Linked DNA regions of Homo sapiens: region 2 is linked to region 1. Evidence: read pairs that join two places in POLR2A ChIA-PET (ENCODE). Cell type or tissue: GM12878. All regions are shown on one strand. Links, peaks and the distances in the headings refer to the core of each region. The heading gives the core; the rest is flanking DNA.

What was found. ChIA-PET counts read pairs that join two places held together with the same protein. Peaks named below come from ENCODE experiments on the same cell type or tissue, not always from the same donor. Only the 100,000 strongest peaks of a DNase experiment are listed, where the experiment ranks them.
Region 2: POLR2A ChIA-PET joins it to region 1 with 5 read pairs; 3 of 35 experiments call an interaction of 5 or more read pairs at or near these places.

Annotation. Positions count from the first base shown.
Region 1 is chr3:150,425,398-150,436,417 of GRCh38, forward strand. The region is part of intron 1 of TSC22D2 (TSC22 domain family member 2); the gene reads left to right. Among named protein-coding and RNA genes, the nearest start is that of TSC22D2, 23 kb to the left of the region's middle. In GM12878, for the core only: no CTCF peak of the experiment used is centred there; no DNase peak of the experiment used is centred there.
Region 2 is chr3:150,592,457-150,603,476 of GRCh38, forward strand. LOC124900547 (a long non-coding RNA gene) reads right to left here and starts at 10,727. Exons shown (of 2, transcript XR_007096128.1): 1 at 10,488-10,727. It overlaps SELENOT (selenoprotein T), which reads left to right and starts at 10,865. Exons shown (of 6, transcript NM_016275.5): 1 at 10,865-11,020. The coding sequence starts at 10,907. RefSeq lists enhancers at 6,796-6,885, 7,076-7,275, 7,436-7,645, 10,654-10,733, 10,854-11,003 and 1 more. In GM12878, for the core only: no CTCF peak of the experiment used is centred there; DNase peaks (open chromatin) are centred at 6,265 and 7,334; H3K4me3 peaks cover 2,574 bases; H3K27ac peaks cover 3,130 bases.

The sequences.
Region 1 (11,020 bases), core at 3,245-8,244:
GCCAGCTACTCGGGAGGCCAAGGCAGGAGAATTGCTTAAACCTGGGAAGCGGAGGTTGCAGTGAGCTGAGATTGCGCTATTGCACTCCAACCTGGGTGACAAGAGCGAAACTCCATCTCAAAAAGAAAAAGATATTTGGAAGTTTAAGGGACTGCAAGTCCCTAACGTTATCTTCTACATTATCTATTTATTTTGAGGCATAAATTTGTCTCGCTATTACTAGATAACAGATTTTAGGCTCCTATTTATGAAATGTTGGAAATCATTTTCAGTAGGGGCAGCTTTTAAGTGCCCATTTTCAGTAGACCTACCCTAAATAGCTGAATATCCCTAGTTTGATTTTGTCTAACTAGAAAGACAAGAATCTCCTTTTTTCCTCAGGAATCTTTCAGTTTAGCAGAATATCTTTTAATCAAAATGTAAGTAACTAATATACCTTTCTCATATTGACTTAAAGTTCTCTAATGGCCCCTTTGTTTCCTTCCATATTTAAATTAGAATTGGCAAATTAATAGACTTTTCACCAAGCAGCCTGCCTCTGCCTATATTTAGATATTTCTCCTTCCATTTATATCCAGTGCTTTACTCAGTTATTGTACTAAAATTGAAGCTACCCTCAAGTCTTCCTTTCCCTTTTTCTGTAGGTGCCATCATGGTTTCTGTCTTCTCTGTTTGCCATTTGCAGAGCCCTCAGGGAATCAATCAGCTGAACCATCTTCAAATGTAGGGACAGTAGATACTGATAACGCAAAAATAATCCAACCCTTTCTGCAGTAGCCCAAACTGTTTTGAGTTGACTCTTTATTAAAATAAATACTATAACTTACATAGTTAGCTTTCTGGGAGATTATCTTACTATGGAGGAGTTAATTTTTCCTGAGATCCTAAGCCTACTGGCATTTGAGAATAGTAACTTTAAAATTTGACTTCCTATTTTCTAAAGAACAGTTTTCCAAAGTTAATACTTGGCATTGCTTTGTTAAATTGGCAGAATTAGTTTAGAAACCTATCCTGATGATCACTGGGGAGCGGCAAGCAGGTTCTCATTGGGAGTCCTTTGTTTACAAAAGCTCAGCGTAAGGGTTTATAGCAAACAATTTTACCCTCTTCTAAATACCAGGTCACTAAAGTAAAGGAGTACTAAGGGGAAGAAACTTCAGCTAGACTAAAGGAAGAAATCAGGTAGCTTGTAAGGCTTTAACCTCATCGATAAGCACTTGCAGGGCTTTTGTCTTCATTAAGAAATGCATAAATGTACTTAAAACAAGTGAGAGAACAGTTGCTAGGTGTACATCCCCTTGAGTCTGCTTGTCTGTCCTTATGATAGCACCAGTATTTAGAGAGAAGTTAATAAGGAAAGTAGTAGACATGGGTTATTAACTTAAAATGAAAGTCTAGTAAGTTTATCCTAAATTTTTTTACTAGATAATTGATGATCTCTCAAATTGTTTTCTACAGTGATTATTCACTTATTACCTCTAATTTTAAAATTATTGGATAAAAAAAGTCTTCTTATTTAAATAGCCTCAAGTATTTTGTGTAGGGAACGCCTTCCAGTATTTCCTATCATTGTTTCCTATGAGATTTTTTTTTGAAGCTAGGAATAAATTAGAACTAAGCTGTTTATGTCATAAATACCATTGGTACCATATGAGACAATTTATTTTGTTTTGCTCATCTCTAAGAATCTTGGGTCCATCATTAACATCCACCAGTACTTGTTATCCCAAATGGTAAAACTCAAGTTATGCAACTTAGCTGATCTAGTTTTTGAATGCTTGGTGATAGGACTTGTAAAATTTTTTTATTGAAGTATAATTTGTATCGGAAAAGTGCACCATTCATAAATGTATAGCTCAAATTGAACACACCTGTGTGGGCAGCACCCAGATCAATACATAGAATATTATAAGCCCCTTTCATGTCCTCTTCATGCCCCCCATCAGTCACTTCCCCTCCCAATCCTAATTTCTAATGTGTTATATATGTAGGACCATACACTATGTGTTTTGTGTCTGACCTCTTTCATCCAGTATTGTATTTGAGATTCATCTGTATGGTTCTGCATAGTTGTAGATGTGGACTATATAATTTTAAAGAATCACTCAAGTAGCTTATTTGTTGGAGATTGGTATTGGTTAAATGTTCTCTCCTAGTGATTATGCATAAGTATCTTGAGGATATGTACCTGAACCATTTTGTGACCAACCCCAATATATTCCTTACTAATTTGTACCTAGTACTTACATAATTTATTATCTGATTATATTTCAACCTGTTCCACTAAAAGACATCTAGTAGAGGATAGTACAAGAAGCTAAAAATTATAGCATAGCTTTTTAATGATTGTCACCTTTTATTCTTCCTCCCTCCCTCCCTCTTTCCTTACTTCATTTCCTCCTTCCTTTCTTCTTCTCTTCCTCTCCTTCCTTCCTTTTATTTTACTTTTTAATCTGAAATATTTTAGATTTAAAGTTGCAAAAATAGTGCTGAGGCTTCTTGTATGTCCTTTACCTAGCCTCCCTTAATGTTAACATGTTGTACAACCTTAGTACAATTATCAAAGTTAGGAAGTTAACATTGATAGAATACTATTAACTAAACTACAGATCTTATTTTAATTTTACCAAGTTTTCCACTTTTGTAAGTGTCCTTTTTCTGTTCCAGGATCCAATTCAGGATTCCACATTGTGTTTAGTCATTGTGTCTTCCATTTTAATTTGTAACATAGCACTGTTCCTTTATTGAACATAGGGAGTAGCAAGTCTGGTCTTATTGGTGTGGAGAGTCAGTTAACTAAGATTGCCTACAAATTTCCACCTTTTCTGCAGTGCTTACTACAGTTGCTATTCTCACAGGACTCTTTCGTATCACATATATAAATGTTTTCATCAGTAGTTTAGTTTGTAGTTCTTAAGTGGGGGATGGGGCAGGCCCAGGGTAGGAGGGGCAGGTAATCACTGGTACTTAGAGGATGAAAGCTTTATATATTCCCTCTAAAACTCATTTTTGGATCCCTGATTTAGATGGAAACCTCAGGGCGTGGTTATGTTCAGATGACATTAAATCAAGGAAGTGATAGCCATTGTGAATGACAGCATTTATAAATTTAACTGAAACAAATACAGAAATCAAGAAATTGGAAGAATTTATATGTAAATTCAGGGAGGTTGAAACCTAGGTTGACTGGGTATAGTAAAAAAAAAAAAAAACATACTTAGATATGTGTGTTAATGGCATTTTGTAGTATTGGTTAGCAAGTGACAGTGCTGCCACAAAAACTAATGTGATTTTAGGTGATGTTGAAATGATGGTGACTAATCTGTTGTACTCCATTTCTACAGAACAGTTGTTCTAAATACAAAACTAACTAGAAAACCAAATTTCTTTATACTCTATTTGCATATCCAGGGGTATTTCAACAGGCAGGCCTGAGCGAGCTTACTGAAAAGTAAACAGATCCCTTGGGAAATGGTCTTGCCATCACTAGAAATAATACAACTATCTTCCTGTCTGTTAACCAGGGATGCTGATTTTAAGTGAAATTTAATTTTAGTTACATTTAAAATGCCTACTCTGGAGTTTTATTTCCCCAACTTTTCTAAATGGAAGTACAAGCATTGGAATTGAACTCCTTTACTTCTGTTTCGTCATTATTGGCTGTGATTATCAGTAAACCTTAAAGAGCTGTGTATTTGCTTAAGGAATGGAAGGGTAGTAAACTATTCTGCTTTTTTAGGGAAGAATTCCATGTCAGAGGCAGTAAATGTTGATCTGAATAGAGAAACCAATGGAGCTTCCCTCAGAAGAAAATGAGTGACAGTAAGCTTATTTGGAAATGAGAATTGCCATAGGAGTGGTGGTAAATGAAGCCCCACAAATAACTAGGCACCAGTTATCACCATGCTGATGATTTCAGCAGCATCTTAAAAACTAGTGAATTCTTCCTACCCAGGTGCCAAGGGGAGGTAGAGTAACTCATGGAGAAAAATAACTACACATTACAGACTGACTGGCAGAATTTAAGGTTAACTTCATTTAGAAATCATGGACTATATATATAAATGGGCATCAGTCTAGGTCATAGTCATAGGACTGTAGGGAAAACCAGGTCTCCAAGTTTTTAAAAGCCACATGCTTGGTTATGAAATTGATGCTCTCAAAATATAATTCAAATTCTTGTTGATCTGGAAATAAGAATAGTGTGTGGGAAAGAAAGAAATTGTATGTAGAGTGTAGTGAAGGTAGGTCATTGGGATTTTAATGGAAGATGAAAGAAGCCACTTAAAACTGTTTGAAACTCATGCCTATGGTGTTCTGTAAAGCTACTTGGGAAGTTCAGTAAAGTATTAGATGCCTGGTCATATTATAAAGTAGTCTCTTTAACAATACGTGTTTGTCCCCAATTATAGTTACTTGCTATTTAAGGCATTTTCCTGTTACCATCTTCAGTGGTCTTAGATCACCTTTTCCAACCAAAAGATTCTAAAGCCTTAAAAATCTCACTTTTTTAGAGTAACTCAGAATGAAGCTGAGGGAAAATACCAGGAACGTTTGCAATTACCTGACTCAGCAAAAGTTTGTTCTCCTATAATTAAATACTAGAAGAAACAATAAGATTTAGTAACTGCTTTCAGTGAGCTTGGTCTTAATATGGAAAATGGTAAATACATTATCACATGATTGAAAGTAATAACTCATATAAAATGTAAGCACTTCATATCTCTCAAGTACAGCTGGAGGGATTGGTCAAAGCTTCTTCAGGAGGTGGCTTTTGAGTTGGAAACTGAAAGGTGGGTAGAATTTGGTCAAGCAGAATTAAAGAACTGAGGGGAAGGGAACATTCCAGTTAGAGGAAATATTGTGCACCACTATGGAAGTACTGGCCTTATATGATAAGGATAAAGTTAAATTTGGTAGGTGTATAACATTTGAAGACAGGAGAGGAGAGCAGTTAGATTAGAGACAGAGATTCTAGAAAGGTACTGAAGCCTGAATTAGGCAATGGGGATGAGATAGGAATTACAGGATTTTACAACTGATTGGTCATGATAGGGGAGCAGTCAAACTTGACTCCAAAGTGCCAAACCTAATTGACTGAGGGAATGCTGGTACTGTTAGAAAGTATTAGTGAAAGAATTAGTTTGGGAAGGAGAAAGTAGTGATGAGGTTTTTGTTTTTAGCTGTTTTTTGGATGAGTTGATAAGCTGGTACAAAGTCAAGGTGAAAATATTTGGGGTGCAGCTGAGGCTGCAGACTTGCAGGTTGGTATAGAAATTAAAGCTAGTTGAGATTTAAGAATGTTTTATTAGAGTTCAAGCTTTAGGAAAGGCCAAGATTGCCAAGGATTAGAGTAGGGTAAAGGGTCAAGCCAGGACCTTAGGCAATACCACCTGCATTTAGATAACAGAAGGAAGTCTGAAGAGGATGATTGGTTTTAGAGATTAGACCATTCTGAGGATATTATTTTCTAATCAAAAAGAAGAGAAAGGTCTGAATCTTTAATTTGAAATAATTTCAAATTTACAGAAAAATTACAAGAATAGTACAAAGAACTCAATCTTCTTACCAAGATTCAGTGTTTGTTAACATTTTGTCATATTTGCTTTATCATCCTAACATATTATTTTAGGAACCACTAACAAGGTGAAACCCCATCTCTACTAAAAATACAAAAATTAGCCAGGCGTGGTGGCAGGCACCTATAGTCCCAGCTACTCGGGAGGCTGAGGCAAGAGAATAGCGTGAACTCAGGAGGCAGAGCTTGCAGTGAGCCGAGATCGCGCCACTGCACTCCAGCCTGGGTGACAGAGTGAGGCTCTGTCTCAAAAAAAAAAAAAAAAAAAAAAAAAAAGAGTAGATAGGAAATACCATATCCATTTAACTTCAGATACTTCAGCTTATGTTTCCTAAGAAGATTATTCTCTTACCAACAATATAATTACCAAATTCAGGGTATCTTATATTAATGTGCTATTATCAAATATGAATATACAGTGCATATTCAGATTTTGTCAGTTATTACAATAATGTCCTTCATAACCATTTTTTAACCTGTTCGAAGAGCCAGTATAGGTTCACCAATTATACTTAATTAAACAGTTGTCTTTTTCCCTTCCTGTCTTGTTTGAATATGTAAGTACTTGTGTTAGTCACCTAAAGGATTATTTAAAATTTAAATATTTAATAAAAAATGCAGTATTAATGTTTTTGGATAAAATACTAGGAAAAAAATGTACTTGCTTAGCTAGTTTGTACTATTGGGAGTATTCGAAAGGCAAGGGAGTACTGCCTAAAATCCAGCTGAAACGACTACTAGAGTTGGTGAAGTTTTATAAGGGGAGGTCTTTTATTGCTCAGAGTTGGGTGGTGGGTGGCAAGAGTAGGAGAACATTTGGATATTAATGTGTCCCTTAGAAATTGAAGTATATTCATGTACTTCCCTTTCTGTACTGTGATTTTTATATGTATGTATTAAATTGGGCTTTTAATTATTTTGAGTTGGAAAAAATAGTGTAATTTGAAGACATTTTACATCACCACTTGGGTTTGCAAATTATGTATTGCTATCCTGTATATACTGTTGTATCCTCTTAGTTTTATTCTGGTAGTTGTGTTAGGTGGCTTGTCTGCTGCGAGATTTTTAACCACAAATCTAAATCTCATTATTCGAAGTGGTGTTTCACTGGACCCTAAACATCTCTTCTCTTAGCTTTTCTATGGCTAGCTGAAGTGGGACACTAAACATTCTGACATCTGTTTTCGACACATTACCAGGTTTCAGAATTGGCAAAGAGAAATTATTTCTTAACTGCTCACCCACCATTATATATGCTTTCCACCCATATGTTTACCACCTTCCTCTTTAGTAAATTTAATATGTTATTTAATAAATTTCTAAACCTAAGTCACCCCAGCCTATTTTGAGATGTTTTGATAATTATTTTCAGGTGAAATTTTAGAAACAGTTTTGAAAAAGGTGGGAATAGCTGGTAAGGTCTCTTTATTATTTATTTATTTATTCATTTATTCAATTCTTTTTTTTTCTTTTCACCAAATAGATTTTAGGTAAACCAAGGCTTTGAATAGAACAGAAAAGTGTATGTATGTTTGTACATGTGAACTAATTCGCCAAATTCGATGTATTTTTTTCTACCGAATCTAAAATTCTATTGAAGAGCTTTTTTTAAAAAAAAAAAATAATAAATAACTGAACTTGTTCAGACAAGAAAGAAATTTAAGGAACCTGGAATTGTTGAACCAGGATAAACATAGAACATCTTTTAGGGTTTCGTCATTGTTGTTGGTTTTCCATTCTAGTCCTCAGCAATTTAAAATTTTAAATTCACACCTCTTCAGTTGTATTTAAATCCGCAGTTGGGCAACCTTTTGGGAAGAAAGAAATATTAATGGAATTATTTTAGTTTTTTATTTTTATTAAGATTTGGGGTGGTAGGTAGAGGTAGAAGAAAGAGATGACTGACTCTATTCTAGCCTGACATTCTTTTTGTTTGTGTGCATAAACATGCTGATAGTAATATTCCAAGTTACTCAAATCAGGGAATATATTAAATTTTTGTGATTGATACAGAGCTTTTAAATGCCTTAGCTTACCAAAAATTAGCTCCTGTGTTTAAACTTTAGTTGGCTACTTCTAAAGTATTTTTCATATTTGACAGAAATAAATTTAAATAAGTGATAATAATTTAGAATGTTTATCCATTAGTAAATATCCTCAAGAAATAACATTTTTATGCCAGTTTATCTCCCAGTTGTTTCAAAGTTTGAAGATTGTTGGTTATAAATACTAAAAGATTTGGAAGGTGCTATTGTATTTTTCACTTTTTAATTGTGTGATATTTGGCCCAAAAATAGTGGTGTCTTCACTAAGTTAAAGTATGTATGCAGACAGCATGGCTGTCAGTGTCCCCAGCTGTTTATGTGGCCACATATTGAGAATTTTATTTGTAATTTCAGTATCAATGCTAATGGTGGTATCCATAGTAGCTACGTATTTTCTACCAATAGCAAGATGTTCAGAATATATGTAACCTTTGTCGTAGAAGACAGAAACATCTTTCTGCATATCTGCCTGGTGATAAAGAAGGTATATTTTCCCTAGTCCTACACAGTATCGGAAGGGGAACAAGGAGGGAAAAGAGTTGCAGTGTCTGGCTGATAACACTCCTGTTTACAGTGATGCTAACCGTTGGTCTTCAGAAAATTTCTGCGTTTATTTGCAGTAGCTGTTTTTATTTTGGATAGTACTTAGTCCAGAAAATGTTGCTAAATGTATTTTTCTAGAGTAGTCATAACTACTTTTGTTTCAAGAAATAAGAGGTATCAACTCTTCAAAAAGCATAATATATTATGGTTTCTTTACAAGTTCTGTTTCTCCTGAGCACAGTGGCTCATGCCTGTAATCCCAGCACTTTGGAAGGCCAAGGTGGACAGATTGCTTGAGCTCAGGAGTTTGAGTCCAGCCTGGGCAACATGGCAAAACCTCATCTCTACAAAAAACACAAAAATTAGCCGGGTGTGATGGTGCATGCCTGTAATCCCAGCTACTTGGGAGGCTGAGGCACAAGAATTGCTTGAACCCACGAGGTAGAGGTTGCAGGGAGCCGAGATTGCACCACTGCGCTCCAGGGCCACAGAGCGAGACTCTGTCTCAAATAAATGTATAAATAAATGTTCCATTTCTTTTATGTTAGCTATTATTAAGCTCAGAGTCAAAAAATAGGAGGGTTTTTTGTTTTTTTTTTTTTTGGGACAGAGTCTTGCTCTGTCACCCAGGCTGGAATGCAGTGGCACAATGTTGGCTCACTGCAACCTCTGCCTTCTAGGTTTAAGTGATTCTCTTGCCTCCCGAGTAGCTGGGATTACAGGCACCACCACCACGCCCTGCTAATTTTTGTATTTTTCATAAAGACAGGGTTTCAGCACGCTGGCCAGGCTGGTCTCAAACTCCTGGCTTCAAGTGATCCACCCTGCCCTGACCTCTCAAAGTTCTGGGATTACACATGTGAGCCACTGTGTCCAACCCAAATATTCAGCTTTCTGTTAACAAAGCATGCAGTTCCTTATTATACATATATTTGAGTATTATGTAACTGGCTTCCACTTCCTTTGATTTTCCGTTTTTAGAGGGAGCTCTACCTTTAATTTCAATATCTTTTTCCTTTGCCTTCTTTCTAAGCTGTTTCTACTCCTTTGAAAGGATCAAGTGTATAAATCATTTGAGAGTAAACATGTTAAAAATACCAATAGCCTGTCTTCTTAGAGCTGTTTTTCAAAGGTGTATTAATGAAATTCTTTAAGCTGTGTATTTGGTGTTTCTTCTACCAATAGGTGCATTTGCTATAATGCATAACATACCAAACACTTTATATATGTGTATATACATGTACTTATGCTTATATATGTATGTGTATATATGTACATATGCTTATATATGTATACATATATATATTTAGTTTCTGGCATAGCTAATTGTGTCTTAAATTATATCTTGGCTCAACCACAGATATATGAAGTTTCTTGTCATTGTGTGTTATGTGTCTTTTTATATGTGTCTTTTTATTTATTTATTTATTTTGAGATGGAGTCTTGCTCTGTCACCCAAGCTGGAGTGCAATAGCACGATCTCGGCTCACTGCAACCTCTGCCTCCCGGGTTCAAGCAATTCTCCTACCTCAGCCTCCCGAGTAGCTGGGATTACGGGCGCCCACCACCATGCCTGCCTAATTTTTGTATTTTTTAGTAGAGATGGGGTTTCTCCATGTTGGTCAGGCTGTTCTTGAACTCCTGACCTCAGGTGATCCACCACCTCTGTGGGATCCCAAAGTGCTGTGATTACAGGCGTGAGCCACTGCATCCGGCCTTTTTATATGTTAATTTTTTGGAACATACTGTCTTCCTAGCAGTTTTATTTTATTTAGGTACATTTGTACTAATTTTTAAAGTAAATTTATCTTTGATATTTTAAAGCTTATTTTTTCAATATATATAACCTATGGAATGACTCTGTGTAATTTATTGGAGGACATAAAGGGTTGCCCTGTTTCCCCCCTTTCTCCATTTAAAACTAAGTATTTCTGACCAAGCATTGGTTTATCATGGCTAGGATTTCTCCAAACAATGTAGTGAACTTTTTTGAACAGCAGGTTGAAAATCTGGCTATATTAGTGGGTAGTCTTATAGAATTTTCAGAATCTTTTAAGGAAATGTGGTTTAAACCTGAAAACAAAATTTTCTATCAAACTAAGATAAGCACATTCATTAAAAAACCAAGTTCCTTTAGGAACTCTTTTAGACCTGTTTGATTTAGCATATCCATTTTCAAGTAATTACTTGGAAATTATAAATCATCTACCTTCTTCCCCTTTCACTGTTTTTTTATTTTAATATAGTTTCACCTTCTCACAAAAGGAAATGATAAATAACTGTAGGGAATATTTGGGATTTGGTTTTGGTAGCAGTCTTGCCAGAGATTCAAGATTATGATTGATAATATTAGTACAGTTTTCTCATTAAATATTCATTTTTAGGAAGAATTCTAATTTTAAATTTTGAAGGGTATCTGGTTAATCTGAACGCTGTTCATCTGTAACTACTTTAGTTACCCAATTTCATTTCAGGTTGTTAATAAGGATGTCCTACATGTTGGAATTTAATGACTTAAACTCTTGAAATATGACCCTGTACTTGGTAACAACTAATTTTGAAAATATATGCTTAGGAAAATTTTGATATATAACTTTTGTATCTTTTAAAACGTATACAGCTCTAAAGTCCTGATTTAACCATATATTTGTGTAATGTATACACCCTTAAAATTTTTTTTTGTAAGTTTCGTAGTAAAATAACTGCTTCATATGACTGGTTTAATTGTATCTTCCAAAAAGACTTTCCAAGCATTTACCGTAACAAGGCTTTTTTTGTTGGCAGGCCCTTTAACAAAGGGTCAAGCAGTCGGCCCTTTAACAAAAGGTCAAGCAGTCGGCCCTTTAAATGACCT
Region 2 (11,020 bases), core at 3,431-8,430, 170 kb after region 1:
TTTAAAAATTAATGCCACAATAAGAAATAAGAAAATAGAATGAAAATTCTTGTTGAAAGTTTGAATACTTTTTTATTTTAGAAGAAACATTAAAATGAAGGAAAAAGTATGGGAAAATAATTTGTAGGAGATTCCCAAGGATGCTTTTTGTGCTTTAGATACTGATTCTTTAGGACAAACATATAAGCTTATCTTCTCTTTTCCCTGGTATAAATTTCACCATTCTCGAGCTTAACCATCATTGAGGTAATCCAGCATTTACAAACAAAATGACGGAAGGGAAAGAAAACATATTTTTCTAAGATCATTAAGCAAAAATTGGAAATGAGGAGAGAAAGAGAGAAAGGCATTATGGAGAAAGAGATATACATAAGAGGGACAAAGAAAGAGAGAAGGAAAGGGGGCAGTGAGGGAGAGATACTGCAATTAAGTGGGAGCCATCACCCAGGACACCACCTCAGTTTCTTGTCTGAGGATTTAATGGGAGAGCTGGGAATGAGTACTCTTGGAACTGAGAGGAACTGGTAACCAGGAATGGATAACCCAGGGATTTACCCCAGAAGTAGTTGCAAATCAGGCACTATACGATTGGGAATACATCCACAAACCTTCTAGGACTTAAATTCCTTTTTAAAGTAAAGTCAGCTGTATTTTTTTAGAGTCTCAGGCCTGGCAAAGCAGAGGTTTTTGCCTTTACACTATTGGGCAAAATTACTTCCAGGCACAGTTTTGTTTGACTATGTTCATTGAAGCTAAAGAGCAAATCCTAGAATTGTGATTTCACTGGAGAGAATCTTTGTGCCTACTCTGTTTTGTTTTTGCATCTTCTTCCCTCTTCCCAGCAGGGACATCTAGTCCCCATTTAGGGAAACTGAAGTCCCTAGCTTGTGGCGCTTCTCTCACTCCCCTAGTCATATCTGAGACAATACACTCATACTTTTTTTTTTGAAACAGGGTCTTAGTTTGTCATCTAGGCTAGAGTACAGTGACATGATCATGGCTCACTACAGCCTCAACCTCCTGAGTTCAAGCGATTCTCCCACCTCAGCGTCCTGAGTAGCTGGACTACAAGTACATGCCACCATGCCTGGCTAAATTAACAAAAAAAAAAAATTGTACACCAGGTGTGGTGGTTCATGCCTGTAATCCCAGCATTTTGTGAGGCCAGGGGAGGTGGATCACTTGAGGCCAGCAGTTGGAGACCAGCTTGGCCAACATGACGAAACTCTCTCTCTCCTACAAAACACAAAAAAAATAGCTAGGCATGGTGGTGCGGATCTGTAATCCCAGCTATTTGGGAGGCTGAGGCAGGAAAATCACTTCAACCTAGGAAGCAGAGGTTGCAGTGAGCTGAGATCGTGCCACTGCACTCCGCCCTGGGCAACGGGCAAGACTGTCTCAAAAAATAACTTTGTGTTGTTGTTGTTGTTGTCTGTAGACACAGGGTCTCATCATGTTGCCCAGGCTGCTCTTAAACTCCTTGGCTCAAGTGATCCTCCCTTCTCTGGCTCCCAAAGTGCTGGGATTACAGGTGTGAGCCACCATGCCTAGCTTATAGTTTATTGATTGAAATAATACATTTAGATCACAAAGTTCAAGCAGACATTTGGATTTTAAACACTGGCAGTGAAAAACTTTTTCATGGAATTTCAAATGGACAGTTTGGTAATACTAACAGTGGTAGAGAAGCGATCAGCCTTGGACATAGAAGTAGGACCGGCTTCATAATTTGCAGCGCCCAATGCAAAATGAAAATGTGAAGTTCTTTATTCAAAATTATTAAGAATTTCAAAGCTGTGACAACAGAGCATTAAACCAACTACAGGGTCCTGTGTGACTGCATAGGTCACATACCCATAAAGCCAACCCTGCATAGAAGCTACTGAAACTCCACCTCCCTCTGACCTATAAGAAGTTCTTTAGTTTGTTTCTGGACATCCCCCTGTTCCCTAGAAGAGGAAGAGGTAGTGGCCAATCACACCAAGACTGCTGGCTCTGGATTGGTAGCTGCTAAGAACTGAGGAGATTTTCGTTTTCTACTTCTCTATTTTTTCTTTGTAAATTTTTATTTATTATTTTTTAAAATTCGTGGGTTTTGTTGTTGTTGTTGTTGTTGTTTTTGAGACAGGGTCTTGCGCTGTCACCCAGGCTGGAGTGCAGTGGTGTGATCATGGCTCACTGCAGCTTCGAACTCCCTGACTCAAATGATCCTCCTGCCTCAACCTCCTCAGTAGCTAGGATTACAGGTGTGCACCACCATGACTGAATACTTTTTGTATTTTTTGTAGAGACAGGGTTTCATCATGTTGCCCAAGCTGGTCTTGAACTCCTAGACTCAAGTGATCCTCCCCTCCTCGGTATCCCAAAGCGCTGGGATTACAGGCATGAGCTACCGCTCCTGGCCTATTTGGTACTTTTTTTAAAGATGGGGTCTTGCTCTGTCACCCAGGCTTGAGTGCAGTGGTACAGTCATGGCTCACTGTGGCCTCAACCACCTGGGCTCAAGCAATCCTCCCACCTCAGCCTCCCGAGTAGCTGGGACCACAGGTGCGTGCCGCCATGCTCAGCTATCTTTTTTTCTTATTACCAAAATAACATATGTTTAACAGGAAATATAGCCAAGCAAAACATTTTGATCCATATCTTCCTATTTATGTACTTTAAAAAATACATAAATAATAATGTGATAACACTTTACTGTTTCGTAATCCAATTTTAACATTCTATGTTGAGCACTTTATTTTTCATTGAATTCTAAAACATATATTTACTTTTTGAATAAGTATTACAAGACAACAGCACACAACTTTAAAATACAAAAGTTACTTATGCAATAAGAATAACTTCTCTCCCATCTTTGTTCCCTAGTCACTCTGTTCCCTGTTCTCCTCTCAGGAATCAACCACTTTTTGGTTCCTTGTATATTATTCTTTTTTTCTGAAACAGAGTCTCACTCTATCATCCAGGCTGGAGTGCAGTGGTGCAATCTCAGCTCACTGCAACCTCTGCCTCCCAGGTTCAAGGGATTCTCCTGCCTCAGCCTCCCGAGTAGCTGGGACTACAGGTGCCTGCCACCACGCCCAGCTAATTTTTTGTATTTTCAGTAGAGACAGGGTTTCACCATATTGGCCAGGCTGGTATTCTGCATGTAACTTATACACATATAAAAATTTATAAGTCATTTTTAATGGTTGTTAAAATGCCACTAAATTAATATACCATGATTTATTTAATGCAGTGTTGGACACTGAAATTGTTTCTGATTTATAAATTTATAAAATAACATTGTGATGAATATTTTTGTAATTAAAATCTTGAGCTATACATTATTATTTCTCTAGGTTAGATTTAGAAGTGGAATTGCTGGGTCAAGGTTCATGTACATTTTAAGGCTTTGGGTTTATGTTGACAGATTGTAGTTCCAAAAAACTGGACTTACTTATTTTCCCAAGTTAGTATAATGGAGTGCCCATTTTCCTACAAAATCACAAAAACTGAGTATAGTTTTTTTTTCCTGTCCCACAATTATTACAACTTGATTTTGTTGTAATCAATATATTTTGTTTTCCTGATCAGCTTCTTCCAAGGCCCTAGGCTCACCAGGTCCTCCTCTATCCTGTACTCCCTGAACTCCTCCCATGCCTTCTGTTTCGGCGGTCCCATGACCCAAGTTCAGTGATTAGGTAGAAAGACTCACAAGATGGAATAGCAAGTAATATTCGTGGTAAGGCTTATTACAGCAAAGGTTACAGAGCAAAAGCAGTGGGAAAAAGATATGCATCAAGGGAGTTCAGAGAGGCCAGGCACAGGCTTCCTAAGCATTTCCCATTGGGTACTACATAGGAGTTCCCTCGCTCTCACTTTCTCTCTCTGGCAGTGAATTTGGGATATGTCTCTGCCCAGGGAAGCCCCTTTGAGTTTTAGGATCTGAGACTTTTATGGAGGGGCTGGTGACTTAAGCATATCCTACTATCCCTCCAGCACAGTAACCAAAACTTAAAACTCCAAAAATAAAACCAGGTATATACATCATTAGTCTTTTTTATTTTGATTTTTAGTAAGTCGAAAATAATATCATACATCATTAGTTTTTATGCTTGTGCAAAGCAACCTGATGATAGTTATGATTCTGTTTGTTCTTACATTTGAGCCCTGTGTTTTTTAGATAACTAGACTTCAAAAGTCCTTGTTTCAGAATTTTATCATAGGCCTCTTACTCTAGCCCTTTCCTCATACAGAGGTCTGGCCCTTGCTTTTTAAGCTTGCTGGCCTAAACAACTTGCTGGCTATGGTTCTTGCCTCTGTGTAATGGCCTCCCAGACATGGACAGTCTACTATCTGAACTTGCAAGTATTGCCTTGTCTATAATTCTCTTTAGGAGTTGGAGGTGGGAATGGCAACAGTTAGAAAACCTAAGCAAGGCTGGGCACAGTGGCTCATGCCTATAATTTCAGCACTTTGGGAGGCTGAGGTGGGTGGATCACTTGAGATCAGGAGTTCAAGACCACCCTGGGCAACATGGTGAAACCCAGTCTCTACTAAAAATACAAAAATTAGCTGGTCATGGTGGCACATGCCTGTGGTCCCAGGTACTCGGGAGGCTGAGGCAGGAGAATTGCTTGATCCCAGGAGGCAGAAGTTGCAGTGAGCTGAGATCATGCCACTGTACTCCAGCCTGGGCAACAGAGTGATACTCTGTCTCCAAAAAAAACAAAAAAACAAAAAAACAAAACAAAAAAAAAAAACTAAGCAAGACTCAAAGAAGGAAAGATAAAGATAATACAGGGCTCTAAGTTAGGGTTCTTGGTTTGCAAACAAAATGTGTGGTAACTCATAGAGTCAAAGGAAAAGATGAAGAATGAGGCCCTGGAGAAGACAATACCCAGAGTAGTTTGGGGTCTAGAACTTTCCTTAGGGTTCTTCTATTAGAATTAATCAGCTTCAATACCTTTTGGCTTTGGACACAGGCACACCTCTGGTGGGAATGTTTTGAATACCTTTGGCTTTGGACACAGGCACACCTCTGGTGGGAATGTTTTGAGTACCTCAAGTAGTAGTCCCAAGACTGTGTGCAATGGGGTCTTTCTGGTCCCCTGAAGAGAAACTGAGGTACCATTACCAGAAGAAGGAATAGATGCTGAGAAAAACATGTATCCACTTTTTTATTATTATTATTATTTTATTTTTATTATAAGGAAGCCACCACAAGATAATTGAGCTTGCTAATCAATTTTTGTATGGGGTATTTTATTTCTTACTTTTGATATTGAAATGGATACACTCGGCCTCCCAAAGTGCTGGGTTTACAGGCCTGAGCCACCGCTCCCAGCCACTTTCACTATTTTCTGACTTGTTGAATTCCTTCCCGAGATGGTATCAAGGGCCTGGACACCAGCCAGGGTCAGGGTCCCACCAGCGTTTGGAGATCTTCCCTAGCTCACCAGTATCAATACTACCATGCCATCTTAGTGCCAGAGTTTTGCTTTTTGTTTATAATTATGTTGGTACCAATTTACCATCTGTTATTTGCAAGGGTTATGTTAAATGGCAATAATCTTTCTATGTCTGTTCTTTTACCCATATCTAATTTTTAAAATAAATTATGAAGATAAAACACCTTTTTTATAGTCTTGCTGGAAGAATTTAAACTTAAAAGTGTCCAGTCCTCTAGCTGTAACTACTAATTTACAGAGAACACACAGGACACAGATATATATTAAAGTACACCCTGGCAGGGCACAGTGGCTCATGCCTGTATTCCTAGAACTTTGGGAGGCCAAGGTGGGAGGATCACTTGAGACCAAAAATTTGAGAACAGCCTGAGCAACATAGTGAGACTCCATCTCTATTTAAAAAAAAAAAGGCAGGCCATGGTGGTCCCAGCTACTTGGGTGGCTAAGGTGGGAGAATCGCTTGAGCCCAGGTGGTAGAGGTTGCAGTGAGCCAAGATGGTGCCACTGCACTCTAGCCTGGGCAACAGGGCAAGACCCTGTCTCAAAAAAAAAAAAAAAAAAAAAAAGGGCAGTGTATGGGTTTGTAATCAGCAGCAAAACCCATAAACACATGGTTTCTTCGGCAAGTAAGTCACAAGGGAAAAAGAGACAAAGAGGCAGGGCAGGTTGGGAGATACATAAATAAAATAAATTGCAAAAGAAAAAAAGATATTTAATTTTGTTTAAGCACAGACCAAAAAAAGGTCACTGAGCTACCCACAAAACACCAAACATTCCTTTCCTTGGCCACGAAGAGGGACTGCTGCTGCTTTAACAATTAGACCTGAGGAAAGGAAAATAGCTGAGTAGCCTGAGCTATATCAGGTATGCAAATTTTTTTTTTTTCTTTTTTTTTTAGAGACAGAGTCTCACTCTGTCACCCAGGCTGGAGTGCAGTGGCACAATCTCGGCTCACTGCAAGCTCCGCCTCCCGGGTTCACACCATTCTCCTGCCTCAGCCTCCTGGGACTATAGGCGCCCGCCACCACACCCAGCTAATTTTTTGTATTTTTAGTAGAGATGGGGTTTCAGCATGTTAGCCTGGATGGTCTCGATTTCCTGACCTTGTGATGCGTGCGCCTCGGCCTCCCAAGTACTGGGATTACAGGCCTGAGCCACTGTGCCTGGCAATGTATGTAAAATTTATCAGGTCCAGGGAAACAGGAGTATGGAACTTCAGTCGCACCAACCCCATTGTTTAAAGACATTTTATGGCTAGCTGTATCACCCATTATCTTATTTTTTTTGAGACGAGGTCTCACTCTGTCACTCAGGCTGGAGTGCAGTGGCACCATCAGGGCTCACTGCAGACTCGACCTTCCTGGCTCAGGTGATCCTCCCACCGCAGTCTCCTGAGTAACTGGGGCGATAGGTGTGTGCCACCATGCCTAGCTAATTTTAAAATTTTTTGTAGAGGCAGGGTTTCATCATGTTGCCCAGGCTGGTCTCCTAGGCAGAGTGAGACTATGTCTCAAAAAAAAAAATCTAATTTTACTGGAAAGGGGTTCTGATCCAGACCCCAAGAGTCAATTTTTGGATCTCACTCAAGAAAGGACTGGGGGCAAGTCCATGGAGTAAAGTGAAAGCAAGTTTATTAAGAAAGTAAAGGAATAAAAGAATGGCTACTGCATATACAGAGCAGCCCTGAGGGCTGCTGGTTGGCTATTTTTATGGTTATTTCTTGATTATATGCCAAACAAGGGGTGAATTATTCATGAGTTTTCTGGGGAAAAGGGCAAGAATTCCCCAGAATAAAGAGTTCCTCTTTCTTTTCAACCATATAGGGTAGTTTCCAGGTGTTGCCATGGCATTTGTAAACTTTCACTGCACTGGTGGGGGTGTCCTTTAGCATGCTAGTGTGTTAAATTAGCATACAATAAGCAGTAAAGGAGATAGCATGTGAATATATTATAATTAGCAAGAAGTCACTTTTGTCTCTATCTTGGTTTTGGCTTCTTTACCGTATCCTGTTTTATCAGCTGGGTCTTTGTGACTTGAATCTTGTGCTGACCTCCTATCTCATCCTGTGACTAAGAATGCCTAACCTCCTGGGAATGCAGCCCAGCAGGTCTCCAACTCATTTTACTCAGTCCCTACTCAAGATGAAGTCACTCTGGTTTGAACATCTCTGATAATAGAACCGCTCAGCACCCCAGCTCCATTTTCCAAATCATCCAATCAAGCCCCAGATCCTAACACCTCCTAATTGAGTCTTCTCATGGTTTCCCATGGTGTGCGTTCCCCCGTCTTAGTCCATCTTGGGCTGCTATAACAGAATAACTGAGATTGGGTAATTAATAAAGACAGAGATTTATTTCTTATAGTTCTGGAAGCTGAAAATTCCAAGATCAAGGGCTCCACATCTTATGGGGGCTTTGTGTTGTTATCCAATGGAGGAAGGTAAATGTGCAGGAGAGTGCAAGAGTGAAAGAGCAACAGATAGAAATCGAAGCCTTAAGCCCTTTCATAATTGGCATTAATCCATTCATGAGGGTGGAGCCCTCCCATTAGGCCCCATCTCCCAACACTGTTACATTGGGCATTAAGTTTCCAACATATGCTTTTTGGGGGACATATTCAAACCATAGCATCCCTCTTGCTGCAATTAATGATAAACAAAATTTTTCAATTACTGGTGTGTTCCTGGTCTTAAAAGTCTTTGACTTGTCCTAAAAGACACATCAACCAATGACAATGTATAAATTTCATTTTGATTCTGATTTTAACAAATGAACAGTAGGAAAATAAGTAGTTATTGAGACCACAGGATATTTGAACACTGACTAATATTACGCAATTACTATTTTTTAAAGGTGAGACAATGATACTGTGTGTCAGGCCTCTGAGCAAGGCCGTACTTCCAAAGGAAGTGGAGTCTCACTGCAACAGCCATCACAAGGCATCAGATCTCACTGCTCAAGGCAACGCTTATGCTGATAAGGTAGCTAAAAAGCAGCTAGCATTCTAACTTCTATCCTTCATGGCAGTTTTTCTCCTTCTCATCTGGTCACTCCCACCTACTCCCCCACTGAAACTTCCGCCTATCAATCTCTTCCCACACAAGGCAAATGGTTCTTGGACCAAGGAAAATATCTCCTTCCAGCCTCACAGGCCCATTCTATTCTGTCGTCATTTCATAACCACTTCCATGTAGGTTACAAGCTGCTAACCCGTCTCTTAGAACCTCTCATTTCCTTTCCATCGTGGAAATCTATCCTCAAGGAAATCACTTCTCAATGTTCCATCTGCTATTCTACTACCCTGCAGGGATTGTTCAGGCCCCCTCCCTTCCCTACACATCAAGCTCGGGGATTTGCCCCGCCGAGGACTGGCAAATTGACTTTACTCACATGCTTCAAGTCAGGAAACTAAAATACCTCTTGGTTTGGGTAGACATTTCACTGGGTGGGTAGAGGCCTTTCCCACAGGGTCTAAGAAGGCCACCGCGGTCATTTCTTCCCTTCTGTCAGACATAATTCCTCAGTTTGGCCTTCCCACCTCCTCTCTTTCCTTGAAAATCACTGAAGCCTCGACTTACTCACTGCTGAAAAAGGAGGACTTTGTATATTTTTAAATGAAGAGTGTTGTTTTTACCTAAATCAATCTGGCCTGGTATATGACAACATAAAAAAACTTAAGGATAGAGATAGAGCCCAAAAACTCTCCAACCAAGCAGACAACAACGTTGAACCCCCTTGGACACTCTCTAATTGGATGTCCTGGGTACTCCCAATTCTTAGTCCTTTAATACCTATTTTTCTCCTTCTTTTATTCGGACCTTGTGTCTTTCATTTAGTTTCTCAATTCATACAAAACTGCATCCAGGCCATCTCCAATAATTCTATACGACAAATGCTCCTTCTAACAACCCCACAATATCACCCCTTACCCCCAAATCTTTCTTCAGTTGAATCTCTCCCACTGTGGGTTCCCACGCCGCCCCTAATCTCGCTCGAAGCAGCCCTGAGAAACATCGCCTATTATCTCTCCATACCACCCCCAAAAATTTTCGCTGCCCCAACACTTTACCACTATTTTGTTTTATTTTTCTTATTAATATAAGAAGACAGGAATGTCAGGCCTCTGAGCCTAAGCTAAGCCATCATATCCCCAGTGACCTGCACATATACATCCAGATGGCCTGAAGCAACTGAAGATCCACAGAAGTGAAAATAGCCTTAACTGATAACATTCCACCATTGTGATTTGTTTCTGCCCCACCCTAACTGATCAATGTACTTTGTTGATCAGTAATCTCCCCCACCCTTAAGAAGGTTCTTTGTAATTCTCCCCACCCTTGAGAATGTACTTTGTGAGATCCAACCCCTGCCCCCAAAATATTGCTCTTAACTCCACCGCCTATCCCAAAACCTATAAGAACCAATGATAATCCCACCACCCTTTGCTGACTCCCTTTTCGGACTCGGCCCGCTTGCACCCAGGTGAAATAAACAGCTGTGTTGCTCACACAAAGCCTGTTTGGTAGTCTCTTCACACGGACATGTGAAACACTGTGGTCAATTTTTTTTCTTTTTAATAATAATTCTTTTTTAGAAATATGTGCTTAAATAATTGTAAGCCAGGCATAGTTGCCTGTGCCTGTATTCCTAACCACTTGGGAAGCTGAGGCAGGACTGCTTGAGCCCAGGGGTGTGAGGCTGCAGTAAGCTATGATCACGCCACTGAACTCCAGCCTGGGTGACAGTGAGACCGTGTTTAAAAATATATATATACAGATGAAATGATATGATGTCTGAGATTTGCTTCCAAATATGCCTAGGAAGGGAAGAAGTGTTTAGAGATATAGACAAATCAAGATTGTCAAAATGTATAGTAACTGTTAAAGCTTGCTAAGGTAGTTATTCTATTTTTGGATATGTTTGGAATTGTCCAAAGGTTTCCTAAAACTTATGTTTAATATTCTTTCAGGAGAAAGCAATATTGTAAGATCAAAGAAAAGGCCATAACAGCGCACCCAAAAAATTTCAGCATTACCATTCTGAGGGTCAGGAGTCTCCTCCCTTCCATCCGCCAACACTTGAATCAGGACTATAAAGTAGGTGTTTCCAAGTCTCAGGCAGGTAAATGGATAAATTGCAAAACTGGATGCAGAACTCACATCTGCCTCATACATAGGCCCTGTGACACCCCACCAGCTCCTTTGCTCCCTTTCTGCCTTTCTCATGCCGTCCCAGAGTCTTGCACACTACCAAGATGGTGGTGAGTCAGGACAGTGAAACAGGTCGGCTCTTCACTCCAGGAGTGTGCGCGGGCGCCGGGCCGCGCAGGCGCATTACTGCTCCCCTCCCCCGACCTTGGCTGATCGCGCCTGCGCAGTGGGGAGCAGCTCGCTCCTGGGCTTTGGGCTGGCTGCAGTCTGTCTGAGGGCGGCCGAAGTGGCTGGCTCATTTAAGATGAGGCTTCTGCTGCTTCTCCTAGTGGCGGCGTCTGCGATGGTCCGGAGCGAGGCCTCGGCCAATCTGGGCGGCGTGCCCAGCAAGAGATTAAAGATGCAGTACGCCACGGGG